Linked DNA regions of Homo sapiens: region 1 is linked to region 2. The links are chromatin contacts, found by Hi-C or POLR2A ChIA-PET in ENCODE. All regions are on one chromosome and are shown on one strand. Each heading gives the region's core, a stretch centred on a gene start or an enhancer-like site at or near the end of the contact. The rest is flanking DNA. Distances are from core to core; before and after follow the strand shown. Region 1 has its middle 44 kb from the start of C1GALT1C1. Region 2 holds the start of C1GALT1C1 (C1GALT1 specific chaperone 1).

Region 1 (6,374 bases), core at 3,106-5,605, 43 kb before region 2:
CTGCTCTAAGGATACCTAAAAATGCGGAAGCAACTTTGGAACTGGGTAACAGGCAGAGGTTGGAACAGTTTGGAGGGCTCAGAAGAAGACTGGAAAATGTGGGAAAGTTTGAAACTTCCTAGAGACTTGGAGGGCTCAGAAGACAGGAAGATGTGGGAAACTGTGAGACCTTCCTAGAGACTTGTTGAATGGCTTTGACCAAAATGCTGATAGTGATATGGACAATGAAGTTCGGGCTGAGATGATCTCAAATGGAGATGAGGAACTTGTTGGGAACGGTAGTAAAGATGAATTTGCTATGCATAGAGACTGGTAGCATTTTTCCCCTTCCCTAGATATCTGTGGAACTTTTGAACTTGAGAGAGATGATTTAGGGTATCTAGGGGAAGAAATTGCTAAGCACCAAAGCATTCAAGATGAAGCAGAAAAGTTAGGAAAATTTGCAGCCTGACTATGCAATAGAAAAGAAAACCCCATTTTCTGAGGAGAAATTCAAGCAGACTGCAGAAATTTGCAGAAGTAACGTGGAGTCAAATGTTAATCACCAAGACAATGGGTAAAATGTCCCCAGGGCATGTCAGAGGTTTTCATGGCAGCTGCTCCCATTACAAGCCTGGAGGCCCAGGAGGGAAAAATGGTTTCATGGGCTGGGCCCAGGGGCCCCCTGCTTTATGCAGCCTCGGGACATGGTGTCTTGCATCTCAGCTGCTTCAGCTCCAGCTGTGGCTAAAAGGGGCCAACATATAATTCAGGCCATTGCTTCAGAGAGTGCAAGCCCCAAGCCTTGGCAGCTTACACATGGTGTTGGGCCTGTGGGTGCATAGAAGTCAAGAATTGAGGTTTAGGAATCTCTGCCTAGATTTCAGAGGATGTATGGAAACACCTGGATGTACAGGCAGAAGTTTGCTGCAGGGATGGAACCCTCATGGAGAACCTCTACTAGGGCAGTGCAGAAGAGAAATGTGGGGTTGGTGCCCCCACACAGAGTCCCCACTGGGGCATGGCCTGGTGGAGCTGTGAGAAGAGGGTCACAATCCTCCAGACGCCAGAATGGTAGATCCACCAATAGCTTACACCGTGCACCTGGAAAAGCTGCAGACAATGCCAGCCCATGAAAGCAACTGGAAGTGGGGCTGTACCCTGCAAAGCCACAGGGTGGAGCTGCCCAAGACCATGAGAGCCAACCTCTTGCATCAGTGTGCCCTGGATGTAACACATGGAGTCAAAGGAGATCATTTTGAAACTTTAAGGTTTAATGACTCCCCTGTTGGATTTCGGTCTTGCATGGGGCCTGTAGCCCCTTTGTTTTGGCCAATTTCTCCCATTTGGAATGGATGTATATACCCAATGCCTATAGCCCCATTGTATCTAAGAAGTCACTAACTTGCTTTTGATTTTACAGACTCATAGGTGGAAGGGACTTGCCTTGTCTCAGATGAGACTTCGGAATTGGACTTGGAGTTAATGCTGAAATGAGTTAAGACTTTGGGGGACTGTTGGAAGGGCATGATTGTGCTTTGAAATGTGAGGACAAGAGATTTGGGAGGGGTCAGGAGTGGAATGATGTGATTTGGCTGTGTCCCCACCCAAATCTCATCCTGAATTGTAGCTACCATAAACCCCATGTGTCATGGGAGGGACCCTGTGGAAAGTAACTGAATTATGGGGTCAGTTTCCCCCATGCTATTCTCATGATAGTGAGTAAGTTCTCACAAGATCTGATGGATTTATAAGGGCTTCCCCCTTCGCTTGACTCATTCTTCTCTCTCTTGCCACCTTGTGAAGAAGAATGTGTTTGCTTCCCCTTCTGCCATGATTGTAAGTTTCCTGAGGCTTCCCTAGCCCTACAGAACTGTGAGTCAATTAAACCTCTTTTCTTTATAAATTACCTAGTCTTGGATATGTCCTTATAGCAGCATGAGAACAATCTAATACAACTATACCTGCCCCCATAACTTTGTTGTAAAGATTAGATGCAATAGTACAAAATGCTTAACATAATTCCTGAAATACAGTAGCATTCAATAAATGTTGAATAGTATTTCTATTAATATTACTATTGGTATTATTATTGATGTTCCCATATATGTGAAAATGTGAGGTACATTAAAACAACCAAAACCAGAGTGGACAGTAGTACATGCCTTCTGCTCTTGTGAGAGCTGGATGGGAGTATATGTCCAGGGTTACAAAGCAAATGTAGTACATATTCCAGGGCCTGACCTGTGCGAAGAGATTAATTGGAGAAGAATGAAGCAGTGGAATTCCTCCATCCCAGGATTTATAGGAACAAAGGTAGAAGCATGACTTCCCTTCAGACATACATTCTCTGGTGAGAAGAGTGAAGTCCTGCCAATCTGAGGGCTTCTAGAGCTGAACAACCTACGTGTCCCGAGACTTACGACAAGTAGATTCTAAATCACTGTCACTCTGAGATGGATCACAGGAGGCGTAACACTCTTAACAAGGCACTTCAGATGCTTCTGGTACACATGATTTATTGTTTTGGACTGAATTGTGCGCCCCACCCCTGCCGCCGCAACCTCCACCAAATTTATGTATTGAACTCCCACCCACTAGTACCTCAGAGTGTAACTATATGTGGAAATAGAGATTTTAAAGAGGTGATTAAGTTAAAATGAGGCCACTAGAGTGGACCCTAATCCACTTTGACTGGTGTCCTCATAGGCAGAGGGGATTAGGACACAGAAACACACAGAGGGAAGACCACGTGAAGACACAGGGAGAAGACAACCACCTGCAAGCCAAGGAAAGAGGCCTCAGAAGAAAGCAGCCCTGCCAAGACCCTGCTGATCCTGGGCTTCTAGTCTCCAGAATTGTGAGAAAATTAATTTCTGTTGTTTAAGCCACCTAGTCTGTACTAGACTGCACACCAGCCTGGGTGGCAGAGTGAGATCCTGTCTCACACACACACACACACACACACACACACACACACACACACACACACATAAATGAGAATTATAACTGTGGATAAGAGCTCACTGCTGGGTGGCCAAAGCAAAAGTTAAAGCAAAATTCAAATCATGGTGATTTTTCTTAAAACTTTTTGGTGACTCTCACTGCTCTGAAGATACAAATCCTTTCCATAGCCTCCAAGGCCTTGCATGGTATGGCCTTGTTAACCCTTCCAGCTACTATCTCTATTATCTAACAATAGCCACTTGGCCTCTGTCAGATCTACGGTAGTCCCACATTCCTGCCTGTTTTGTGATATTTGCACATGCTATTCCTTTTGCCTTAAAACTTGATCCCCTCCTCTTTGCCTAACCAACTCCTACTTACTCTTCAGGCCCCATTTTAAGTGTCACTTCCTCGGGGAAGACTTCCCTGATCCGCTAAATTAGAAAAATCTTCTTTAGTGTTTGTTTTCTAGCACTTTCCTATCTTCCCTCATGGTGTTTATTAATGTCTGGCTCCCCCGTTCAATTGTGAGCTCCATGAGAACAGAGGCTATGTCTGCTTTGTTCACCACGGTCTCCCCAGTGACTGATATGATGTAGATGCTCAATGAAAATTTCAATTGAAGGCAGAGAGGCAGTACAATGTGCCCTAGGAGTGATGCCCCCCATGAGAAGCCTAGTAAGAGAAGTGACCTAACTACTTCCTTGTGCGTGTCATTCTGCCTTCTCAGCAGTTTCGCCCAAGCTCTCTATTCCTAGCCTCACCTATTTTTCAACCCATCTCTATATTTCAATTCTTAAAGCACAACAGTCCTCTCCCCTTACTCTAGCTTTTGTTTCCCAACTTTTATAAAAACTGGGCATAGAAAAGTATTTCACTTTTTTTTCCTAATGTCACTGTAAGAATAACAATGTCAGTTCCATGAAAAATGGTAACCAACTTTCAGATTCAACATCAAGTTGATATTATAATAAGGGCAGCTACTGCTCAGTTCCAGTCAGTTGTTGCTATGAGGAAATGAAGGCCCTGTGTGCCAGATTTCATTTTTTCAGGAGAAATCAGGAATGCATATTTTTGTATGAACCTTCCTATTTTTGAAATATTGGCAACTATTTTTTAATGTGAGCTTGTGTTAGCCAAATGAAGCATATCTATAGGCTAGAAGTGACCTATACACCACCATTTTGCATCCTCAAATTATAAGTAACTATAATACAAGTCAGAATAAAATCAGTGGTATAATGGAAGTAGAATCAGCATGTCATAAGATCATGTAGAAAAGAACAATTACAAAATGCACATTGCCATATAAACAGATAAATTTTTGTAAAAGATAGGCCAACTGACCCATTCATTTGCTTAAGAGCACAGCCAAGGCAGGTTTCCGTGCCCTGACCTTTGTTTGGCCTCCTGAGTCACACAGCTTGTCTAGTCATGGACTGTGACATGCTCTCTTGCCTATTTTTTGCCTCCTAGATCTTGGCAACAAACATAGCGAGTAAGGGCAGAATGACGATCAGAACAAAGAAAAATAAGCTTAGAAAGGAGCACAGTGTTCTTTCAGAAAAGCCCTACAGGAAATGAGTTCCATAAAAATGATTCTTAGGCCTGTGTATGTATTAACAAATCATTCCTAAGTGCACCCCTTGAGTTTGGGCATTTTGATTGTAATTTCCAATATTGCACATTAAGACCCTCACTTAAATCCCTTGCCTCATCTCTTCAGTCTCCTAATTTATCAAAACATTCAAACCTGTGTTTGCCACATAATCCTATCTTACCTCAATATTCTACTTTTCCTCTAGTGAAAACACTGCTAATTGCTATTTAAATCTGACCACTTCCTCAAGATAGTCAAGCTTATCTGGACTATTCCCACTATCTCAGCTCATTTCTCCACCCATGCTTCATCCTTTCCATTTCCCTAATCTGTAACTCTTTTGTGAAATATCTTTGTGTAGCTCCATAATTCATGGACTCTTTCATGATTTACCTTAAGTAATTAGTTTCCTGGAATATAGCCATAGTCCAAAAAACTAATATTCATAGCAATCTTGGTACTTCCTGAAGTGTTAGATTCACATTTCTGATGACAAGTTATACAAAGAAGTTTGAAGACTGAGGCATAGAGTCAGATGCAAGGATGTTTGCTGGAACATTGTTTGTAATAGAAAAAGACGAGATAAATACCAAATGTCTACTCATTAGAGAAAGGCTAAATGTACCAGGACACAGCCATCTGTGGATTAGTATGAATGTTTCATGTATAAATGGACATGAAAAATCCCCAGGATATATTGCTGAGAGGAAAAAGTAAGAGAAAAACACATACAGTATGATACTATTTATGTAATTGTTTTTAAACACAGCAGTATATATTTATATAGGCATTATACACACATGTTTTATTGATGCATAATAGTTGTATATCATTTCAAGGTACATGTGATAATTTAATACATTCATATAATTTGTAAAGATCAAATCAGCCCATATGCATTTTTAAAAGCGTGGGGGGGTAATTCCAAACTGATAACAATTATTACCTTTGGGAAGAGGAAAGAAGTTTAGGGGAAGAGGGAGGAATAAATGAAAACTTTAAATTGTTTTGGATATACATAATTTTGTTATATTATTTTGTTACTTTGGTATTATATGCCTCTTATAATAGAATATAGGGCCCATGAGAATAAGGCTGAATTTTTTAACATTTAAAAACTTGTTGTAAAATACACATAACATAAAATTTACCATTTTAGCCATTTTTTAATGTTTTTTGTCTGTTTGTTTAGAGACAGGCTCTTGCTATATTGCCCAGGTTGGACTCAAACTCCTGGACTCAAGCGATCTTCCCACCTCTGCCTCCTAAATAGCTGGGACTACAGGCACATGACACCATGTCTGGCTCATCTTAGCCATTTTCAAGTGTACAATTTAGTGGCATTAAATACCTACACATTATTGTGCAACCATCAACACCATCCATCTCCAGAACTCTTTTCATCTTGCATAACTAAAACTCTGTTTCCATTAAACAATAACTATTCATTACCCTCTTCTCTACCCCCAACAACTGTTATTCTACTTTCTGTCTCTACGAATTTGACTACTCCACGTACCTCATGTAAATGAAATCATGGCCGGGCACGTGTGGCTCACGCCTGTAATCCCAGCACTTTAGGAGGCCGAGACAGGTGGATCACCTGAGGTTAGGAGTTCGAAACCAGCCTGGCCAACATGGCGAAACCCCATCTCTACTAAAAATACAAAAATTAGCTGGGCATGATGGCAGGCGCCTGTAATCCCAGCTACTCGGGAGGCTGAGACAGAAGAATCGCTTGAACTAGGGAGGTGGAGGTTGCAGTGAGCCGAGATTGCATCACTGCACTCCAACCTGGGCAACAGAGCAAGACTCCGTCTCAAAAAAAAAGAAGAAAAGAAAAAAGAAA
Region 2 (6,818 bases), core at 3,243-5,742:
AACAAAAACAAAAAACAAAAACAAAAACAAAAACAGAAAAACAATAATGCATTTGCCCCTATTTCTGTGGGAGAGATCACTAGAATGGGTTTGCTGGGCCAAAAAGTATGAACATCTTAATTTTAATAGATACTAATTGCACATGTTTTTTAAATTAAGGCTGAGATATGGAATGTTGTTTTAAAAAAAACGCCATTACTGGCTGGGCGTGGTGGTTCACGCCTGTAATCTCAGCACTTTGGGAGGCCAAGGCAGGTGGATCACCTGAGGTTGAGAGTTGGAGACCAGCCTGACCAATGTAGTGAAACCCTGTTTCTACTAAAAATACAAAAATTAGCCAGGCGTGGTGGCATGCGCCTGTAGTCCCAGCTGCTCGAGAGGCTGAGACAGGAGAATTACTTGAACCTGGGAGATGGAGGTTACAGTGAGCCAAGATCACATCACTGCACTCCAGCCTGAGTGACAGAGTGAGACTCTGTCTCAAAAAAAAAAAAAAGCCATAAGTCAATCATCTCACTAACTTTATTTAAAATGCTAAGTATATGTAAGTTATTTGTCAAGTAAAGAACTGGGTTCTTAGACAATTTCTTATTAACAGAGCTTTTGGTGTTGAAAATCCCATGGTTTATTCTGTCTCAGAGCATCTTATGTCAATTTTGTGTGTGTGTGTGTGAGACGGAGTCTCGCTCTGTCACCCAAGCTGCAGTGCAATGGCATGATCTCGGCTCACTACAATCTCCGCTTCCCAGTTTCAAGCGATTCTCCTGCCTCAGCCTTCCAAGTAGCTGGGATTACAGGCGTGCGCCACCACGCCTGGCTAATTTTTTGTATTTTTAGTAGAGACGGGGTTTCACCGTGTTAGCCAGGATGGTCTCGATCTCCTGACCTCAGGTGATCCGCCTGCCTCGGCCTCCCAAAGTGCTGGGATTACAGGTGTGAGCCACCATGCCTGGTCTCTTGTGTCATTTTTTAAATAATATTTTTTAAAATTACCAACCACTATAAGAAGCGCTGCTCTTATATTATTAATACTTCCAGTTTGGTATACAGTACTTTTCTATACTAAAAGAAGAATCATTTTATTTTTTTCCAGCTTTATTGAGGTATGTTTGACAAATAAATGTATACAATTAAAGTGCACAATGTGATGATTTGCTATATGTATACACTGTGAAATGATTACCACAATCAAGCTAATGAACATATTCATCATCTCAAATAGGTGCCCTTATTTTCTAGGAGAAACATTTTATATTGCCTCTTCATCACAGTCTGAATTCTGAGTGTCATTTCTGTCCTTCCTGGTCCCTTTTTGCGAGGACAGAGTGGTTCTCTGCATTCTTTAAAAGATATTTTTATTGGTATCTTTTCTTTTTTTTCTTTTTGTCCCTGTAATTTTAAGGTCCTTTTATTTGCTGGTCTTCAAATTCAAAATAGGTGCTTGTTTATAACCAGTGAAACAATGCAATACAAGGATGTATAAAGACAAAGCTAATCATCCCCACCTCAACCTCCTGATGTAATCAATATTAAGAGCTTGCTGAGTATTCTTCCATAACTCTCTTTGTTCATACGAACAGATCAAACCTATGTGCACGTTTGTTTCCACCAAAACATAATCATATAATATGCAGTATTCTGCAATTTGTTTCACTTAACTATATAGGTATATATACATACATACATATATATTTTATATAATATGTGAAATAGACTATATTACTTAACAAAATATAATGAAAATATTCCACGGTCTTAAATTCTTTTCCAGTTCTAAAATTCATTTTTTCTTTTCCAGCGGGCCCACTGTCAGAAATAAAATTCATTTTGGTATTCCTTTAGAAAACATACCACCATTATAATTATTTGTAATAAATTGTTTAATGTCTTTCTTCCCCACTTGACTGACAGCTCCATGAAGTCAGGGTACTTATTTTGCTCACCACTGTATCTCCAGATTTTAAGATAGTGTTGCCAGGATAGTAACTACCTACAATATATTTGTTCATTGTTTCAGAGTTCCCTGAAACCTTCAGTCTACTTAAACTAGGTCACTGACAACACTCAAATACATGTGTGTCTTTAGGAACTCAGGCCCGAGTAAGTCACCACTCAATTTTATCTTAATGGAACCTAGTAACAATACACTTTAAATAATTGTAAAAATTTGGGCTTTTTAGCAAAAAGCCTTCTGCCACAAAAATGAATTTTTTTTTTTTTTTTGAGATGGAGTCTTGCTCACTCTCCCAGGCTGGAGTGCAGTGGCACGATCTCGGCTCACTGCAACCTCCACCTCCCAGGTTCAAGCAATTCTTCTGCCTCAGCCTCCCGAGTAGCTGGGATTACAAGCATGAGCCACCACGCCCGACTAATTTTTATTTTATTTTATTTTATTTTATTTTATTTTATTTTATTTTTTTTTTTTGAGATGGAGTCTCGTTCTGTCGCCCAGGCTGGAGTGCAGTGGCGCTATCTGGGCTCACTGCAGGCTCTGCCCCGGGGTTCACGCCATTCTCCTGCCTCAGCCTCCCGAGTAGCTGGGACTACAGGCGCCCGCCACCTCGCCCGGCTAATTTTTTGTATTTTTAGTAGAGACGGGGTTTCACTGTGTTAGCCAGGATGGTCTCGATCTCCTGACCTCGTGATCCGCCCGCCTCGGAGTCTCGCTCTTTCGCCCAGGCCAGACTGCAGTGGCGCTATCTCGGCTCACTGCAAGCTCCGCCTCCCGGGTTCACGGCATTCTCCTGCCTCAGCCTCCCGAGTAGCTGGGACTACAGGCGCATGCCACCGCGCCCGGCTAATTTTTTGTATTTTTAGTAGAGACAGGGTTTCACCGTGTTAGCCAGGATGGTCTTGATCTCCTGACCTCAGGTGATCCACCTGCCTCGGCCTCCCACAGTTTTGGGATTACAGGCGTGAGCCACTGCGCCTGGCCAAAAATGAATTTTAAAAGACAGATCGGTGGCTCACACCTGTAATCCCAGCACTGTGGAAGGCCGAGGCGGGTGGAACACCTGAGGTCAGGAGTTCGAGACCAGCCTGGCCAACACGGCGAAACCCCGTCTCTACTAAAAAAAAAAATAATAATAACCAGACGTGGTGGCGCACACCTGTAATCCTAGCCACTAGGGAGGCTGAGGCAGGAGAATCACTTGAACCCGGGAGGCAGAGGCTGCAGTGAACCGAGATCCCGCCATTGCACTCCAGCCTGGGCAAAAAGAACGAAACTCGGTCTCAAAAAAAAAAAAAAAAAAAAGAGACACATCAAATATTTCGTGGAAAGAGAGCTCTGCACTCTTAATTAGAAGACCTGGGGGCCGTGCGCAGTGGCTCAAGCCTGTAATCCCAGCACTTTGGGAGGCCGAGGCGGGTGGATCACCTGAGGTCAGGAATTCAAGACCAGCCTGGCCAACCCCGTCTCTACTAATAATACAAAAATTAGCCGGGCGTGGTGGCGGGCGTCTGTAATCCCAGCTGCTAGGGAGGCTGAGGTAGAAGAATCGCTTGAACCCGGGAGGCAGAGGTTGCAGTGAGCCGAGATCGTGCCATTGCACTCCAGCCTGGGCAACAAGAGTGAAACTCCGTCTCAAAAAAAAAAAAAAAAGAGACCTGGATTCCAGTCCCACCTCTGCCATTAACTTGCTGTGTGGACTTTTGAAATTTCCTTATCCTTTTTAGGCCTGGTTCCTCAGCTGTAGTTCTAATATTCATTAATTCCACTAATATTTACTGTCCACTGCGTGCTGGCACTGTGGTTAAGTACTAGAAATACTGGGGTGAATAATAACAGCCAGTACTTTTTAGTAAATGCTTACTCTAGGCTTGAAATTTTGCTAAGGGAGTCATATGCACTATCTCATCTAATTTTCTATGAAATAGGCACTACTGTGACATTTTCTGTACTTTACAAATGAGGGAACTGAGGCACAGCGAGGTGAAATAACTTTCCTGGGATATCAAAAGGTGTGGTGAAGACAGGATTGGATTCCAGGCAGTGGGGCTTCAGATCTCATTCCAGTAATAATAGGAAACCGTTGGTGTCATAATTACGTGACTATTTCAGTGGCTTGCGTTTTGGTCTCAGCCCAGGAGTACTGGGGGGGTGGGCAATATGAGGGTTCAAGGACGCAGGGGTACATCAGAGAAACCATCAAGAGGTCTGATAAAAAGCGACACCGGGAGCAAGAATCTCTCGCTCTCGCAATTTCCATGCCAGGAAGGTGAAATGGGAGGTGTCAGCGAGTCGTACGCACGGCCTCTTCTCTGGACGCCCGTTGGGTAAAGGAGAGCGTCCGGGTCACGCAGGCCTATAGCAAGTCTCTGAACTCGGCAGGGGGCGGGGAGAAAGGGCACGCAGTGTGCGCGCAGCGGGCGCGCCGGCCCTTCCGACGCCTGCGCGGGCGGGCAAACGGACGGCTCCGCCCAGCCGCCGGCTCCTTTACCCCGCCCCACTACCCCCGCCTTCGCGGCGCTCGTTTCCTGGCGCTCCCCACCTTTAGCGAGACCAACGAGAGAACACCGCCTGCAGCTAGAACAGCCTGGTCAGGAGCGTAACGGAGTGGTGCGCCAACGTGAGAGGAAACCCGTGCGCGGCTGCGCTTTCCTGTCCCCAAGCCGTTCTAGACGCGGGTGAGTGGCGGGGCCTCGACCCCCACCCCAAGCGCACCCTGACTCCCCTCCCTCTCTTGGGGGAGGCCTGGGCCCCAGCCCTCTCCCAGCATGCTCCACGCGGGATGCTTGGGCAGGTGCAGCGGGAGGATTGTCAGCACAGGAGACCGAGAGTCTTCTTCCTGGGGGCGCTCTCTTGGTCCCTCAGAGGGATATCGAGGTTACCATGTCCTCCCTCTCACTTCTCTTCCCTATTTCGTCTTCGTTTTCCGTACTTCACCCCAACTACCTTCACCCAAAAAGGTTCATCTAAAAACCATTGGGGTAGTTTCTGTTTCATTTGTGCTCGTGTGCAGTTTTGTTTCCTTCTGCACAAAGTATCCTATCATATGCATCCCTAGTGTTATATTTTTTGCCTCTGTGATGGGGAAAAAATCTCCTTAGAATAATTTTTGCAAATTATTTTATTTAAAATGTGTAGACTTACTGAGTTTTGATCACTATTTTTGCAGCCAGGAGTAGGATCACCATCAGGAAGAATTCTGACACATATGCCATAATTGAGCAAAGAAACATGTGAATTATGTATTGGCCAGAAATAATGAAAACTGCGTGACATGAAATACAAAAATCCTATATAAATTAATCTTAGAGTGCACCTGACAATTCTTTTTCTTTTTTCTTTCTTTCTTTCTTTTTTTTTTTTGAAACAGAGTCTCGCTCTTGTTGCCCAGGCCGGAGTGCTGTGGTGCGATCTTGGCTCACTGCCTGCAACCTCCGCCTCCCGGGTTCAAGCAATTCTCCTGCCTCAGCCTCCTGAGTAGCTGGGATTACAGTCATATGCCACCATGCCCGGCTAATTTTTGTATTTTTAGTCGAGACAGGGTCTCACCATGTTGGCCAGGCTGGTCTTGAACTCCCTACCTCAGGTGATCCACCTGCCTCGGCCTCCCAAAGTGCTGGGATTACAGGCGTGAGCCACCGCACACAGCCGACAATTCTAATATTATGCCGAGCTTGTTTTCTGTCACTTCTCTTCTTGGAACTGTGTTTATTGACCAAGTTCTGTGAGTGACACAGGAAAGTCTTCCTGCCTCTTGCCCCACCCACCGCTCAGAAATTACATCTGCCAAGCTATTCCACACCTTGTCTTTCTGGTAGAAGTCAAAATTCCATTTCCTCTAGCAGAAAACCACAGGAGTGGTTTCCTTGTAGCAATATGGTGCTGTTGGGTGCAAAATATCAGTTATGGTCAACAGATCCCACTTTTTTCCCATTTGTATGAAAACAAGGATATTCAGTAACCCATTTATTAAACTCTAATGTGGTAGAAGCACTATGGCAATTATTCTTCTGTAATGGAAAAAAACCATTAAACTGATATTGAGAAATGTGGTTTCTAGTCCACTTATACCACTGTCTAACTGTGTGACTGAGTCAGTTATTTAACCTCTGTGGACTTCCATTTCCTCTCTGTAAAATGAGAGAAGTGACTGACATTGGGTAGTTTTCTAAGGCTCCTTTCAACCATAAGAGAAAACTGGGAAGTCTAAGTAGCTCAATAGATTGCTTTTTTCTGAAGATGGAGGGAAGATTGGAAAATTCAGCCTTTACTAGAATAAATGGTTAACATACAATTTTTTTCAACAAGTTTATTTAATGTCAGCTTTTAATTTCTTTTATTTATTTATTTTTTCTGAGACAGAGTCTCACTCTGATGCCCTGGCTGGAGTGCCGTGGTGAGATCACAGCTCACTACAGCCTCCGCTTCCCAAGTTCAAGAGACTCTTGTGCCTCAGCCTCCCGAGTAGCTGGGATTACAGGCACCCACCACCACGTCTGGCTAATTTTTTGGATTTTGGGTAGAGACAAGGTTTCACCATGTTGCCCAGGCTGGTCTCGAACTCCTGAACTCAAGGGATCCACCCACCTCAGCCTCCCAAAGTGCTGAGATAACAGCCATGAGCCACTGCACCTGCCTCTTAATTTCTAATTGAAATAAAAGTGTAAATTTTTCCATTTTTACTTCCCCAAAGAAGAAGAAAATTCCTTTTGAGGAAATGAAAATGTTTATTAATGGGCCCCAGATATATCTATCAATATTCCTTTTTGATCCAAAAGATGTAACTTTTTATTATGGGCTTCTATTACATCAATAGTTGGGATACTGTATTGGAAACCATTTAGTTTTAGGAACAAAAGGGTAAATA

What was found. A loop is a pair of places that touch in the nucleus more often than their neighbours do. ChIA-PET counts read pairs that join two places held with the same protein, here RNA polymerase II (POLR2A). Pooled maps may share reads with other maps.
Region 1: a map of endothelial cell of umbilical vein shows a loop between it and region 2 (5-fold over the local background). The contact joins the enhancer-like site here to the promoter of C1GALT1C1 in region 2. A Hi-C loop is called at or near these places in 6 of 168 maps with a recorded cell type or tissue (PC-9, ascending aorta, endothelial cell of umbilical vein and 3 more), 3 of 37 single-sample maps with no recorded cell type and 14 of 50 pooled maps. POLR2A ChIA-PET finds 5 or more read pairs at or near these places in 2 of 52 experiments (H1 and WTC11).

The regions. Positions count from the first base shown.
Region 1 is chrX:120,670,597-120,676,970 of GRCh38, reverse strand. No RefSeq gene overlaps it. Among named protein-coding and RNA genes, the nearest start is that of C1GALT1C1, 44 kb to the right of the region's middle. Within about 2 kb of position 4,355, at least 11 of the 41 ENCODE cell types and tissues checked have a DNase peak (open chromatin) inside an H3K27ac peak, as active enhancers do; they include PC-9 and endothelial cell of umbilical vein, where a contact is called at or near this core.
Region 2 is chrX:120,627,728-120,634,545 of GRCh38, reverse strand. C1GALT1C1 (C1GALT1 specific chaperone 1) reads left to right here and starts at 4,492. Exons shown (of 2, transcript NM_001011551.3): 1 at 4,492-4,629. RefSeq lists a silencer at 4,255-4,524 and an enhancer at 4,184-5,111.